Linked DNA regions of Homo sapiens: region 2 is linked to region 1. A link is a loop called in an ENCODE intact Hi-C map of the cell type or tissue named here. Cell type or tissue: heart left ventricle. All regions are shown on one strand.

What was found. Hi-C counts contacts between places; a loop is a spot of excess contacts. Peaks named below come from ENCODE experiments on the same cell type or tissue, not always from the same donor. Only the 100,000 strongest peaks of a DNase experiment are listed, where the experiment ranks them.
Region 2: it touches region 1 in a loop (5-fold over the local background); 25 of 110 quality-filtered maps call a loop at or near these places.

Annotation. Positions count from the first base shown.
Region 1 is chr2:174,036,855-174,044,854 of GRCh38, reverse strand. It overlaps the pseudogene RPSAP24. Among named protein-coding and RNA genes, the nearest start is that of LINC01960, 16 kb to the right of the region's middle. RefSeq lists enhancers at 4,640-4,934, 6,690-7,190, 7,191-7,691 and a silencer at 4,638-5,038. In heart left ventricle, CTCF peaks have their summits at 4,568 and 4,774 (motif pointing right); DNase peaks (open chromatin) are centred at 4,754 and 5,064; H3K4me3 peaks cover 357 bases; H3K27ac peaks cover 1,162 bases.
Region 2 is chr2:173,746,997-173,754,996 of GRCh38, reverse strand. No RefSeq gene overlaps it. Among named protein-coding and RNA genes, the nearest start is that of SP3, 210 kb to the left of the region's middle. RefSeq lists enhancers at 7,275-7,774, 7,775-8,000. In heart left ventricle, CTCF peaks have their summits at 2,614 (motif pointing left), 4,504 and 5,483 (motif pointing right); no DNase peak of the experiment used is centred here.

The sequences.
Region 1 (8,000 bases):
ATCTTCTGAGGTCTGCATTACAATCTACTACAATAACTTATTTTTGATGTCAGATTGTCCCAAATTTGGTTAGTGGAAGTTCCTCCAAGCTGATGTCAGTATCCTTTTGACATAACCCCATCAGTCTTTGAGCACTTCCTTACTTTGTGGCTCACTTCATATTTTCCCTGCTTCAGGTCTGGAATCAGCCATTTCTCCAAGGTTTCTTTTAGTGGAAAATGGCATTGGGAAACCAAGCTCTGGCCACTAGGTTTGCTCATTGCTACTGGGATACCATTGTTTATAAACCCTTTCGGTGGACAGAGCTAGGAAATGCATATTTTTAGAAAACTAGTATTTTTTTTTTAATTTCTTCCAATTAAAACCCAGCTCCACAGGACTCCTCCTCATCTTCCCAATCTGTATTTGTATCTTTGCTTCCTCCACAATGGGAACGCTGACTTCCAGCACCATCAATACATTCATTTATTTAGTTTATTTTAACACACCTGTTAGCAAAAAGGAAACATCAATATATTTAATCATTTGCTCTGTTCTATAATACACCCCAAATACTTTCAGAATGACTGACTGCTCCAATACCATTTCCTTTTTTTTTTTTTTTTTTTTTTGAGACGGAGTTTCACTCTTGTTGCCCAGGCTGGAGTGCAATTGCACAATCTCGGCCCACCACAACCTCCTTCTCCTGGGTTCAAGTGATTCTTCTGCCTCAGCCTCCCGAGTAGCTTTGATTACAGGCATGCGCCACAACGTCCAGCTAATTTTGTATTTTTAGTAGAGATGGGTTTCTCCATGTTGATCAGGCTGGTCTTGAACCCCAACTTCAGGTGATCCACCTGCCTCAGCCTCCCAAAGTGCTGGGATTTCAGGTGTGAGCCACGGGGCCCGGCCTACCATTTCCTTTTTAAAATAAATTGGTGTTTATTTCTGTCAGCCTTCTTTTCATGGTGCTTAAAAGCCTGTGGATAAACAGCTTAAGCCCATTCAGTGGTTGCTCCTACACGTTTAGTGGCTGAGCAGTGGGAGCTGCAGACTAGTCTTCCGTGGCAAGCAGAGCGCTCCAGTCTTCAGTAGGGAGCTGCTGAATAGGCACAGAGGGCATCTGCCACCTTTAGACCAGTCTGCGCCCTCAGGCTGAGTAGCAGTGGACTCAGGAGCTGCAGCAGTCCATTCATCCTGAAATTCCTCTTGGTCACAGCCTTTCTAGCAGCAGCCTGCTCTTCTTTACAATCTCTTCAGGATCTCTGTGGAAGCAGAGATCAGACATGACCTCCCATTCACAGATGGTGCCAGGCATGTACAAGACTTTCCAGGCTAGCATCTACCATGTCAAACCCCCTGAGTGAGCTCCCTTGTTGTTGCATTGGATGGCAAGGCCCACATAGTGCAGAGGAGAATCTGTGACACAGAGCAATGGTAGGTAGGTTAATGTAAGATGCCTCTGTGAGGGGCTGGTGGTCAGCCCTGGGATCAGTAACCACCAGAAGCTGTGGCTCCCGGAAGGCTGCTGAGATCTGGTTAGAGAATGTTCTAGGAGTAAAGCAGCCAGCAACAAGAGTGGCTCCAGTGACAGCAGCAAACAACGGCGTGGCTTTCTGGCCAGTTTTCCTGGAGGATATGACACTGACATCAGCAGGGTTTTCAATGGCAACAATGGCACAAGCTGCCAGCAGCAACTTCTCCCAGGTCTTCTTCTGATTTAGGATGTAGATGCCATCACTTTTCATTTTATAGATGTACTGTTCCATTTGGAAGTCAAAATTAGTGTCACCTAAGTGGGTTCCTGCTGCAAGGAACTTGAGGACATCCTCCTCCTTCATTGGCAGGACATCAAGGGCTCTGGACATTGTGAACGTTTCCCTTTAAATTAAGACAGGAATCCAGAACAAGCCAGAACGGACCCCTCTCTGGGTAGTGCAGAAGCCCATTTCCAACATCAGGCCTAAGAAAAGTTCAAGACTTCTTTGTAATACTATTTGTTCTTAGAATACATCCAGTTAAGGGTAGGTAGTCAGAATACTGTATTCACAGGTCATTTCAACCTTTTTTTTTTCCTGTATGGTTCTATTATTAATTTTATATGCAGTTAAGTTCATTTGTTTATATTTGCATTTAATTTTAAGCTTTTCTTTTTGACAAATCTCTCAAAATTTAAAAAATTTTAAATATGGGCCAGGCGTGGTGGCTCACACTTGTATTCCCAGCACTTTGGGAGGCCGAGGTGGGTGGATCACCTGAGGTGAAGAGTTCGAGACCAGCTTGGCCAACATGGCAAAACCCCATCTCTACTAAAAATACAAAAATTAGCCAGTTATGATGGCACACGTCTGTAATCCCAGCTACTCAGGAGGCTGAGACAGGAGACTCACTTGAACCCGGGAGTTGGAGGTTGCAGTGAGCTGAGATCATGCCACTGCACTCCAGTCTGGGTGACAGAGTGAGACTCCATCAAAAAAAAAAAAAATTAAATATGTAAAACTTTTACAAGGTTCAAAAGTCAAAACTATATATATATGTATATATAAAATTATATATGTAGTTATATATAACTATATATCAAAAACTATACTCAGAATTTGATATGGTTTGGCTGTGTCCTCACCCAAATCTCATCTCGAACTGTAGTTCGCACAATCCCTGTGAGTTGTAGGAGGGACCTGATGGGAGGTAATTGAATCATGGCGGTGGTTACCCCCATGCTGCTGTTCTCGTGATAGTGAGTGAGTTCTCACGAGATTGATGGTTTTATAAGGGGCTTTTCCCCCTTCTGCTTGGCACTTCTTCCTGCCACCATGTGAAGAAGGACGTGTTTTCTTCCCCTCCCACCATGATTGTAAGTTTCCTGAGGCATCCCCAGCCATGCTGAATTATGAATCAATTAACCCGCTTTCCTTTACAAATTACTCAGTCTCGGGTATGTCTTTATTAGCAGCGTGAGAACAGACTAATACGAAAGGGTAAACTCACATCCTTATTACTTCCACTCCATTCCTGCCAATCCCCTATAGGCAACTACTTGTTTTTGGTTTATTCTTCCTGTATCTCTCTTTCTTATACAAAAAACGTAGCATAATATATCCATTATTTAGTACTTTAATTTTTTTCACTTAACATATCCTGGAAATTACTACATGTTAATTCAGAGAAATATTCCTCAACACTTGTCAGCTGTGTAGTACTCCATTGTGTGACTGCATCACAGTTTATTCAATTACTATCCTAATTGAATGAAATTGTTTCTAATATTTTGCTGTTTAAGTAATGTCTCCGTGAACAACCTTATAAATACGTTGTTTTATATTTGTAGAAGTGTACTTTCAGGATAAATTCCTGGAGTTAGTATTACTGAGTCAAAGGGTAAATTGCATATATAGTTTTGCTAGATATTTCCAAATTCCCTCCACAGGGGTGTATCATTTTGCATTCCCACCAATGATTATGAGAATCATTACAGCCTTGCCAATGGACTGCATGGTCAAACTTCTGAAATTCTGTCAATTTTATAAAGATTGGTATCTCAATGTAGTTCTAATATATATTTATAACATAATGAGTGAAGTTGAACATCTTTCTGTATTTTAAGGTCCATCTACATATTTTTGTATCTGTGTGTATGAACTGTTTGTTCACGCCTTTTGCCTAATTTTCTATCAAGTTTTGGCCTTTTCCCCTCAATATTTAAAAGTTCATTACATTCCTAATATTACAGATTAACCTGTTTCTGTGAAAATGTTGCAAATATTTCTCACAATGTGCCAATTTTCTTGCCATGCAGCAGGTTTTTTTAAAGTTGTTGAATTTATTAATACTTTATTTTATGCCGTTGGAGTATTTTATTTTTCATTAGCAAAGCATTCATTTTGGTGTCAGGCTGAGCTTGGACTGGGTTTCCATGCCTCTCTTAAAATTTTTATTTGAAAAAAAAACTACTTTTTTATTTTATTTTATTTTTTGAGACAAGGTCTTCCACTCTGGCCCAGGCTGGAGTGCAGTGGTGTGATCTTGGCTCACTGCAGCCTCGACCTCCTGGCTCAAATGATTCTCCTGCCTCAGCCTTCAGAGTAGCTGAGACTACAGGGATGCAGTGCTGCACCTGGCTAATTTTTAATTATTTTATTTTACTTTTTGTAGAGACAGGGTCTCAATATTTTGTCCAGGCGGGTCTCAAACTCCTGGACTCAAAGGATCCTCCTGCCTGTCCTTCCAAAGTGCTGGGATTGCAGGTGGGAGCCACTGTGCCCAGCTCCATGCCCCTTGATATCTTAAGTGTCTTCCTTTTTGTGAGGCACAGCTTTGAGACCTCTTTTCCTGTCTGCCAAGAAGGCAAAGGGGGCAGTGGGCCCAGTCAGTTTAATTGTTTTTTATCTGTTTCCCTCCGCTTGATCCCAGGAGCCCAGGTTGGGGACAGTCACTTAGCTCTAATGGGGTAGGGCAGATGCCACATGGAGGTGAAGATTGCACACACATCCCCTTTCCCCCCCAACTCCTGTCTTAGCTGGAGGAGCAAGCGCCCAGAGGCCCTTTGGTTTGCGTCTGGGATTTGAATCATAGACAGACTTCCCACACCCAGGGTATAAAGAAGTCCACCGATGTGTCTTCTAATACTTGTTTGTGTTCATTTTTTACGTTTGAATTTCTGATCCATTTGAGATTATCTTGCTGCATGGTGAGGGGTATGGGTCCAGTTTTCTAATAGGCAAGGTGGCCTATGAAGTGGGGGCGGGGTAGCAGGGGGAGAAGGAGCCACGATCTTGATGGTCTGGGCCACTAGGTGGCGATCTTCCAGGTTTCTCCTCCTTCAGGACGGTAGGAGAAAATGCTGTTTTGTTTTCAGAAGAAAAAGGAAATGAGTCATTAGGTTTAATTGGCCAAGAGGAAGCCCTAGTAAAAAGTTCCCCTCTGTCTACGCAACCTTGATTTCTGAAGGCAGGCCCTGTGCTTCTTTCCCTGTGTTAGAAAACATCATTTCCTCTGTGTCTCTGTTTCTCACCAGGAGGCTGATGTGGGCCAAGTGTGCGTGCACAAACACTGCCTTTGCCGTGAGCGCCTCCAGGTCCTGCGTAAGGCCATGGAGAGACTTCAAAGAGAGGTCAAGATGGCATTGCCCTGCCGTGTGCCTCTTGGGAAGCCTGGGCCTCGGAGTGACAAGACCTTGGTTCCTGTCCCAGTGCTGCTGCCACCCGGCCCTGTCATTGCAGGCATGCCACCTAGCCCTCTCTTCCTCAGTGTCCTCATCTATAAAATGGAACAATGTCTTCCCTAACCATGTGCCAAGGATTTCAATGGGATAAAATGATATATGTGTGCTGCAAAGTAAAAACACTGTGTAAATATATTTCCACCATTATTATGGTTATATTTTATATGTGGATGCATCTCTATGGAAGATCTATTCTTTTTCTTTTCTTTTTCTTTTTTTTTTTTTTTTTCCGAGACGGAGTCTCACTCTGTCGCCCAGGCTGGAGTGCAATGGCATGATCTCGGCTCACTGCAACCCCTGCCTCCTGGGTTCAAGCGATTTTCCAGCCTCAGCCTCCTCAGTAGCTGGGATTACAGGCACCCGCCACCACGCCCGGCTAATTTTTTTATTTTTAGTAGAGACGGGATTTCACCATGTTGGTTAGGCTGGTCTCAGCCTCCTGAACTCGTGATCCACCCACCTCGGCCTCCCAAAGTGCTGTGATTACAGGCGTGAGCCACCACCCCCGACCGATCTATTCTATATCTTACAAGAATTTGTATTTATAGGCTGTATTAATAGGTTGATTTGCTGTTTATAAGGTGTTTTTTTTTTTCACACATCCTCTCTTCTGTGAAAGGGACACAGCCTTAATGAGAAAATGGACTGGTTTTGAAAGAACTGCCAAAGTAGCGACCTTAGGAGAAGGTCTACAATGTGCTTTCTCTGAGGTTGTGTACAGAATTATGTGTGTGTGTAATTTTTCCCAGCTTGTATCAGATTGCTATAGGAGTTCATAGCTCAAAGGTGGTTAAGAACCACATTCTTGAAAAAGGGAGCCAGACTGGCCTCAGGACCCCCTCCCCATTTGGCTTCTGGGAGGACTGAACTGGTTCCAGTCCTTTCTTAAGTCCTACATGGGGTCTTAAGGCTACTGATCTCCCTCCTTGCTGTAGCTGGTCTGGAGAGAAAGAGAAAAGAGAAACGGGAAGGGCTTGTAGTGTCTAGAAACCAGAGGTGAAACTCTAAGTTAGTAAGGCTTCAACGGCAGCTCTGCAGGAGGTCAGAAAACAATTTAGTCTTGCAAAATTCTTTTTGTCATGCCACAGTGGTCCTCTTTCTGCTCCTCAAGTGTGCTAAGGTTGATGCTACCTTGGGGCATTTTGCAGAGGCTCTTTTATTTACCTAGAATATTGTTGCCCTGGCTTCTCCTGGACTGGCCCCTTCTTTTTATCCAGCTCCAATGTCATTTTCTCTGAAAAGTCCTCCCGATCCCACAATTCCCCCGGCCCAAATTATTTTCCAAGAGCATCTGTCACCATGGGAAATCATCTTTTTTATTTGTTTACTTTGTTGTCTGCATTGCCTGCCTTTCTCCCAACAGAATTAAAACTCCCTTTGGGTAGTAGCTACATGTCATTTCTAGAGTCTACAGCAGTATCTGCCACAAAGTAAGCACTCAGTACACTCCTATGGAATGGACACTTGTATCATGAAAGGAGCTGAGTTCTTGTTAGAAGGTGCTGCATGGCATCTGTGACTCGTCTTTCCCTTGGTGCCAACTCTATGTCACCAAATCTTCAGTGGGTTCTACTTCTGAAGAATGTCTTATACCTGTCCCTCTGTCCCCTCCTATTTCCCACATTCCCAGAGCCACTGCTCTGATACCTGGGTAGTGACAGCCCTATACCTTTCTCCCTGCTGCCCACGCTTCCTAAAAGGCGAGTGGCCCTGCCCCTGCTCTACTTCACCCCTTGCTTCCATTCACGCCCCACTTCTGGGACAGCCAATCCCTCTTGGTATTCTCCTGCCATTCTTGGACTAAATCAAAGCATCTTCCCCGCAGTACCCCGAGGTCCTGCCTTCCAGCCGGCAGACCTTGCTCTTCTCAGTAGCAGAGCCCAGCATGGAAGGGGAGGGAGTTCCTTAGGAATCTCTTAAGAAGACCTGAGGTCCACTGTGGATTCATGAGGCTCCTGAAGGCAGCAGGGGGTGTGAAGAGGGGCTGGGCAATAGCCAGAGGGAGCTTTCTGAAGATGGCTCAGGAGGAAGTGGAAAAGGGCCCCGCACAGGCAGATCTGGGGTCCCAGACAGCTCATGGGGAGCGTTGGGTAAAGGATTCTGGGGCTGCCCTAACACAAAGCGGTCAAGGCCTTGGAAGAGCTGGAGTGGAGATGCTCGCAGGCAGTGTGGTAACCCTACCCCTTCTTGCCTCTTATGCAGCCATATGCCTGTCCAAGGGTGAGCTGGTGGGCTGTGTAGGAAATTAAGAGGGGATCAAGCAAACCCAGGGAGACAGGACATCTGGCATTGCTGAGGGAACTGCCCACAGCCAATGTGGCCCTTCTCTTCCCATCAAAAGCTGTTGCCAGGTGTAGGTGGGCAGGGGCTGGCAATGGCTTGTACCTTGTATATTAGAAATTTATTGTGGTCTGTTCAGGTAACAATGTTTAGAGACCTTTCTTATGAAAGGTGCTATGTTCCCTGTGAGTCATTAAGACTATTTATTTATTTTTAATACCAAATGTCTAAATTCATCTACCCTCTAGGGATCATTTCATCTTGTACTGTGTGCTATCTCAGCAGAAAAAATGCTTTCCCCAAATGTGTCAGTTCTATTTTTAAAAAGGTTCAGTGACCTATTTCTGTAATTCTCACAGACACTGGAAGTACAGCAGAGACTATTTAGGCTCAGCTTTGTCACCAAAAAGTTACCCTGGCTTCCAGGTGTTGCCTAGAGAGATGCCATCTTGCTTTGCAATGGAGAAGCATAAATAAGAGGAGTACACCTGTCCCCCCTCATGGAGGGAATTCACCCCAA
Region 2 (8,000 bases), 290 kb after region 1:
TAAGCATGTCTGGGAGGCAGCATCAGGGAGGCAGGCGTTCCAGGCAGAGGGGCAGGAAAGCCCTGAAGCAAATGGCAGCAAGAAGGCTAGTAGGTGATGGAAGTGAAAATGGAGAGAAAGCCCCACAAACAATGCACCGATGTCGTTCCTAATATGAACACTCGATTCTGCATGGACAGAGGGAGCAGGAGAGAGGGAGCCAGCCGTTCACTGGATGGCAGGAGCAGGCACATGGCAAGTGCCACTGGGGCATCCGTAATAATAGTCCTCCCAGCTACTGGTGTCAGTGCACTCACTGTGCTCCAGGTACCAGAGTCATGTCTATACAGTTTGTCATTTATTAGATCTCTAAGATGGCCTTTGCTTTTACGAAGGTAACACGTGCACACAGTTAAACAACAGGGAGAAAAAAGCCTCTAACAAACAGCAGTGGTCCTTCACTCCCCTCCCCCCATTTCGAGTCTTTTTCTCCAGAGGCAACCGCTTTCAACTCTCTTAATCCTTTCTTCTGGCATTGACTGGCACATACTGTTTCCAAATAATATGCACATACGTGACTTCATGCTTTAGTCCTTCTCTATGGACTTTTGGTGTGTTAGGTAATAATTTAGCTCTCTTACCCCCCCTCCCTCTTCTCTTACCAACATTCTTTGGATATTTTGTCTTAGCTGGTCTACTAGAACAAAGTACCTGAGACAGGGTGATTCATAAACAATAGAGATTTATTTCTCACAGTTCTGGAGGCTGGGAAATTCAAGATCAAAGTGCCAGCAGGTTTAGGGGCTGTTCCTCATAGAGGATGCTGTCTAGGTGTCTTCACACGGTGGAGGAGAGAAGGAGCAGAAAAGGGCCTAAGCTAGTTCCCTCCAGCCCTTTTATAAGGCACTAGTCCATTCACAAGGGCCTCATGACTTAATCACTTCTCAAAAGGCGTCACCTCTTCATAACACCACAGTGGCAATAAGTTTCAACGTGAATTTGGAATGGACGCATTCAAGCCATAGTATATACTTAATCATGATTTTAATTCAATTCATAGTCAGTGTTCCTGGGTGCAGTGGCTCACACCTGTAATCCCAGCACTCTGGGAGGCCAAGGTGGGTGGATCACTTGAGGCCAGGAGTTCGAGACCAGCCTGGCCAACACAGCGAAACCCTGTCTCTACAAAAAATACAAAAGTTAGCCGGGCATGGTGGTGGGCGGCTGTAGTCCCAGCTATTCGGGAGGCTGAGGCATGAGCATTGCTTGAACCTGTGAGGTTGAGGTTGCAGTGAGCTGAGATCGTGCTGCTGCACTCTTGCCTGGGTGACAGAATGAGAATGTCTCAAAAAAAAAAAGTCAGTGTTTACATTGCTATGACTGTGCAAATCTTGTTCACTGCCCAGTCAAAATGTGTAACATAATCATTTTCCTCATTTATTTCTGAATTATTTTCCTCAATTATTTCTGAGGTAAATAATTGCCCTTTTTCACTTGCTCAGTTCTAAATACATATCATTACGATTTCTCCAAATTTACTAACACATCTGTCAATCAATGTCTATCAATGATTTGTCCAGTTGCAAACACTTGATCATCTCTATTTTTCCTCCCACAGACTCCTGTCGCAGAGTCCTCACCCTCTCTCAGATTTGGACGGGGTTGCTATTTGGGTGTGGGGGACGTCTACATCCTCTGTCCATGTCAGATATCCTCTTCCCTGGAGCTCACGTTTCTTTTTGGTTGAATCTCTCCATTTGTGGAAGGATATCTTTCAGGAGCTTTGTAAGAAAGGGCATATGGAAGTAAATTTTTTTTTTTAGACGGAGTCTCTCTCTGTCACCCAGGGTGGAGGGCAGTGGCTCAGTCTTGGCTCACTGCAACCTCCACCTCCCGGGTTCAAGCGATTCTTCTGCCTCAGCCTTCCGAGTAGCTGGGACTACATGCACCTGCCACTATGCCTGGCTAATTTTTGTATTTTTAGTAGAGACGTGGTTTCACCATATTGGCCAGGCTGGTCTCAACCTTGTGATCACCTGCCTTGGCCTCCCAAAGTGCTGGGATTACAGGCATAAGCCACTGTGCCTGGCCGGAGGTAAATTTTTTGATTATTTGCAAGTCCAAGTATAAATTTATTCAGATCTCATATTTGATTGAATACTGGACTGAGTATACAATTCTAGATGGAAAATAACTTTACCTCAGAATTTTGAAAATATTTGTGTACGTCTTCTAGCATCTAGAAGAAGGCCTATATTATTCCAATTTCTTTTCTTTTATATATACTGTATTTTTTTCCTCTCTAAAAACTCTTACGATATGCATTCTATTCCTGGTATTCTGAAATTTGAGACTTTTTATCCCTTTTAATCTCTTTTCAAAAGCATGTTAGAAAAGTTTCCTGAAAAGAGATGCAAAGTTTTCTGAAATTCTATGACCATTAAAAAAAAACAAAAACTTCTTTGGGGGAAGGCTAGAATGTTAGTTAGTGGACATAATATCTGAAAGTATCAGAAATTTTTGAAGCTGAATTAAATATTCAATACTTTTGCTTTATTTACATGAGTGGTTCTCAGCCAGGGGTGATTTTGCCACCCAGTGAAATGGGGCAACGCCTGGAGGTATTTTAGGTTGCCTTGACTTTGGGCAGGGAGGGATTGCTACTGGCACCTAGTGGGTAGAGGCCAGGGATGCTGCTCTACATCCTGCAATGCACAGAAGATCCTCACAATGAAGAATGATCAGGCCCAAAATATCAATAGTGTGATTGAGAAACTCTGCTTTAAAGATTTCAAGTTTCTTTATTAGTAGAAATGCCAAAAATTCTGAGTAGATTGGTTTTGTTCTGCATTCATTCATAGGATCTCCGAATACTACACACATACTCATAGAATCTCCAAATATTTCACACATATTTAATTGCATGTCTAGTAAGTGCCAGGCACCATGCCTGCTCTCACAGAACTTAAAGTCTCTTGAAATAAATTGGCTCGCTTTTTATTTTTGGTATATTTAGGGAGTCTATGAAATAGATTATTTTTTCCCTCAATTTTAGGATCATAAAAACAAATTTCTTGGAGGAAAAGACAACCTCTCCGCTTTGGTCTTGTGCTTTCACATCACTGACCCTAGCAAGAGAGTGCTGGAAATGGTGAGGCGGGGAGACACTGTGTTCAACAAGGATAGAGACACCTCTGTGATCTCAGCACTGCAATTCACTGCAGGCTGGAATGCTTGTCGAAGACGCACATTCCTAGGTCCTCAGACAAAAGGAATCAGAATCACCGAGATGTAGCTGAGACTCTGGGTTCCAACAAGCTCCCCAAGTGGTTTTATGTTCACCAACATCTAAGAACCTCTGGCCCAGACCCTGTGCTATTGTGGAAATGGGTGTGAATATTCGGATCCAGGGGTGAAAATGGTGGTAATTAGTGCACACAGCATCTTTAATATTAGGAATAAGATGAAGCATTAACATTGCGTTTAGAGCACTACTCTGTCATCAGACTGCTCGATTCAACCCTTAGCTCCATCATTAATTAGCTGTGTGACACTGAGGAAATGACCTAACCTCTCTGAGTCTCTGTTTCCTCATCTGTAAAGTGGAGATAATAGTATACATAGTTCATAGGGTGTATGCTGGGATTCATGTGAAATACTTTCTACAGTCTGGCACATAATCAGTGCTCAATATTATAGTTATAAAGAGACACAACTCTTGGAATCCTGAGACAGTTCTTGAGATCCAAGACGCTTCCTGATCTAAACTTCAATGATTTCTCCAGCAAAAAACGTCCTCCTCTCCAGACTTAATGCATCCACAGGCTCACATACTGTGCACGGTGTGTGTACATACACATACCCGCTGCCTGTCTTACACATGCACACATGCTTTCTCACACTCACACACACTTTCACACATGTTTTCTCACACACACACTCTCTCACACACACACTCACACAAGTTCTGTCTCACACATACCCCCCTCACACATGTTCTCTCACACTATTCACACTCACACATACACACTCTCACACATGGTCTCTCACAGACACACTCACACCTGTTCTTTCTGTCACATACACACACTCTCTCACACATGTACACACACACACACACCCCTCTACCACTCATAAGGTGGCTGTTCCTCGGGGTCTAGCATCTGTTTGACTTTCTTTGTTCTGGAAAGGCTTCTTGTCAGCACTGTCCTTTCCAAGATCTGCACTGCACTGTGGGCTGGGGCTGTGATAATTAGTCCCTTTCAGATGGCTCAGGCTTAATGATAATGAGTGGGCAGAGCTGCGTGGCTGCAGGCTGGGAGCAGGAGGTGGAGAGGGTATGGCTAACGGCAGAGTCCGAGGCTGTAACCTGGGGTGGCCAGAGCCAGGACACCCCTCTTTCCTCTCTATGCCCTGCGGGGCCAGGTTTGGGGGCACAGTGGAGATGAAGCACCCTCCTGGTGGCAGACCTCACTTGCTTGAGGCCTCAAGGAACGCGGAATGTAACCAGAGCTAAGCACAGGCGCTGAGAGCCCTCTATGGGCTCTTCCAATTACAATGTTGTGATTAGCCACACTTCCTGCTTGGAAAACAGGCAGGCAGATATTTAAAAGGGAAATCCTACTGTGAGGTTTGGATGGGATTTCAAATGAATTTTTTCTGCAAATAAGATTAAAGGCAGAAAGAGGAAGGGATGCTATTCAAAACTTTCCCGAGGGCTAGGGCTTGTTGAGCTATAGAACAAAGGATGCCCAGAGACCCCGGGAGCTCCAGCTCCCTATAACTTCATGATATGCTGGACTTTCCCAAGCGAGTGACTTTAACCATCATTCAGATTGGGTGGGCAGTGGAGACATGGACAAGACCTTAAAATGTTTTTTTTTTTTTTTTGGTACAAGAAGATTCTCTTAAGCAGGTTTGTTGCTGTCAGCAAACAACTGTTGAGCATCTAGCGGGGACACCTCAGGAAATTGTTTGGGTGACTGGGCAAGTTGTGTAATCTCTGTCGTCTTAGTTTCCTCATCAGGAAATTGGGATAACCATAGGACTTATCTCAAAGGATTGTTGTATGATGGGAGTGAATGCTTATAGAGCACTTAAAGCAGAAGCCGGCACACACTCAGCCTTCAGGAAATGTGAGCTCTTGTTCTCCTGAGGAATTCATCAATATTGTAGGTCAAAGAGCTCATAGTCAGGTTTGCCAAGGTCATCGCAAGTCACGGTGAAAGTCTATGGCTTTCTATTACGTGTTCAGGTTTAAAAGAGTGATTGCTTTATATACTCAACATTTTCTGGAAATACAAATGTACGTTTTGAAATTTAGTCCCAAAAGGTAGTTTACAGCACCCTCCATTGTGGTGGTGATGACCCACATGCTGAAAGAAAGCACGTTGTATTTAATACAAAGGCTGCAAAAAACCTGCTTGAACATTAAACTTTACAGAGGAACACATAAAATGCACTGGAGCAAAAATTCCTCAACTCTTCTGCCACCAGCAGATGGGGTTAAGGGTCCCTTAGTCTCTCTTTGGACTTAAGGAAAATGTGGACTTCTGGACAACCTTTGTAAGGACACTACCTTCTGTACTTTTTTTTTTGCCCTAGGACTTTGGGAAAACAGATTCCAATCATACAGAGATATGACCCAGAATATTAAAAAAAAATCTAGTGTTTTGTTCATTCAGAAGTCAAGTGATGACTGTTAGTTGAAAAGTATATTTCTGTTATTAAAGAAGCAAATTAAAATCACAAGAAAACAATGGAATGATCAGCTTGCAAAGTTATTTGCGTTGATTAAAAGCACCAATAAATGTGTCTTGGTTCTATAACTGCTTCATCTGGCACTTGACATGTAATAGATTTTTTTCACAGTATAATATCTCCATTGAAATACAATTATTTTGCAGATTGCTCAACCGAATACTCTTATAAACATACTGTTAGGGGGACTCACCCCTGGTGATCATCAGGGTATCATGACAATGTGCACAATTGATGGACATGAGAGGAATGTGGCAGCCAAGCTCGGAGCAGAGAGGGTGATTTGTTGCAGAGCAATTATTCTAATGCATTTTTAAAAGCGTAAAATAAAGAATCATTTCATTTGCTGAAAAGATATTTTAGGTGTTTCGTTAAAGCAGTGACAGAATATTTTGATTGTCAGGTTTTTTTTTCTTTATAAAGTTAGATAATTACATTTACCAGTTAAAGAATTGCCATTTAAAAATAATATTTTGTCTAAATGTTTAAAGATGTCTATTAAAAATGTATACTGAACATGACAGTGGCCTTTTCATGCTGTAATTCTAGTCAGTGGTCCGAAAACAATTAGGCTGAAAAAATGAACATTTATTCACTGCTAGCTGGAGAGTCAAGAATCTGTAGAGTATATTATGATTTTTAAGATTGTTTTATGTTTGCTCAGATAACATATCTAAGGAAGGTGGCTTATGTGTGCATTTAGTTTCTTCAGTAATCTCTCCAGTGGGCAAAGCCCCCAGTAGTCTGTGTTCCGGGGAACCCATGATCTCATGCATAAGAATGTGGAGGACATCGGGGGATCTTTAATGAAACAGCCAAATGTGACCTATCTATTTAGGCCCCTCGTTCATCTGGCATATACACTGGCATAGCTATGCTAGTTACAATACTGAAATATTTGCTCACCTGTCAGAAGCAAGTCCTTCCCCCAAGGCCCCCGTGTGGCCCCCTCAGGCCACTCCCTGAGACCCTCCAGGTAGCCCCCAACCCAACGGGCAAAAGATGAATGCCTGCCTTGGCAGAGGCTGCCAGCTTGCTCCAGCCTGGAGTTTTTTTTTTAACTTTTAGAACTTTTTATTTTTTCTTTTCTTTTCTTTTCTTTTTTTTTTTTTTTTTTTTGACAGAGTCTCCCACTGTCACCTGGGCTGGAGTGCAATGGCGTGATCTAAGATCACTGCAACCTCCACCTCCTGGGTTCAAGCAATTCTCCTGCCTCAGCCTCTTGAGTAGCCGGGATTACAGGCACCCACCATGCCCAGCTAAATTTTTGCTAAATTTTTGTATTTTTAGTAGACGCAGGGTTTCACCATGTCGGCCTGGCTGGTCTCGAACTCCTGACCTCGTGATCCGCCCACCTTGGTCTCCCAAAGTGCTGGGATTACAGGTGTGAGCCACTGCGCCCGGCCTTTTTTGAACTTTTTCTAAGTAAATAATTACTAAGCTAAGTGATAAATATTTTCCTGGCACTGCCTAACTTCTCTGGAACAATCACTTAGATTTTACAACGCCCTTAATAAAGAATTAATTGAGTACATCTTTTTGACTGGAGTAATTTATTTAGTTAGAATTTTTGAAGAAAGTAATTCTTATTTGTGCTCACAACAAAGTAATTAGTGATCATCATTTTACTTAAAAGAAGTCTTTAGGAAGAGGCTTTTTTAAAGGTATCATTTATGATGGCAGAGCCTATGAGAGGAACCCTTTGTCCAGGACAATAGTCTTTTAGCCTTGTTAGTGCCTTATTCTATATAAATGTGCCTAATTGTTACAGTTGCTAAACAGACCTCATCCTACTGCGTGTGATCATTTAGCTGTGAGGAGACATAATAGCAGTTGCATCTGAAATTTGCAGTAATTTTACATATTCTTCCTGCAGACATTTTTTTTTTCTTGTTGCTAAAGGAGCTGAGGAAGTGCTGCTGTTTTCCCCATTGTCAGGGGCAGCTGTCTCTCTATGCTGAGGCTGTGCACCCACCAACCAGGCAGATGGTGGATGGTGGCTGAGGCATGTCTTCCATGCACACACAGGACCCACTTTGCTGGCTTTGGGAAGCGCAGCTGCCACACTGTTAGGATGGTGACAGCGAGGCGCCGTCTGCATTTCAGACACGGGAGCCCTTGTATAGAGCCATGTGCTCTGAAAGGGTGCTTGGGGTCTTCGGAGCATTGAATAGGCACTTGCATATTTAAACTGCCAGAGCTGTGTGAAAATATGGATTCCTATTAATTAGAATTTTGGATAGGAATCAGGCAGGAGGTGT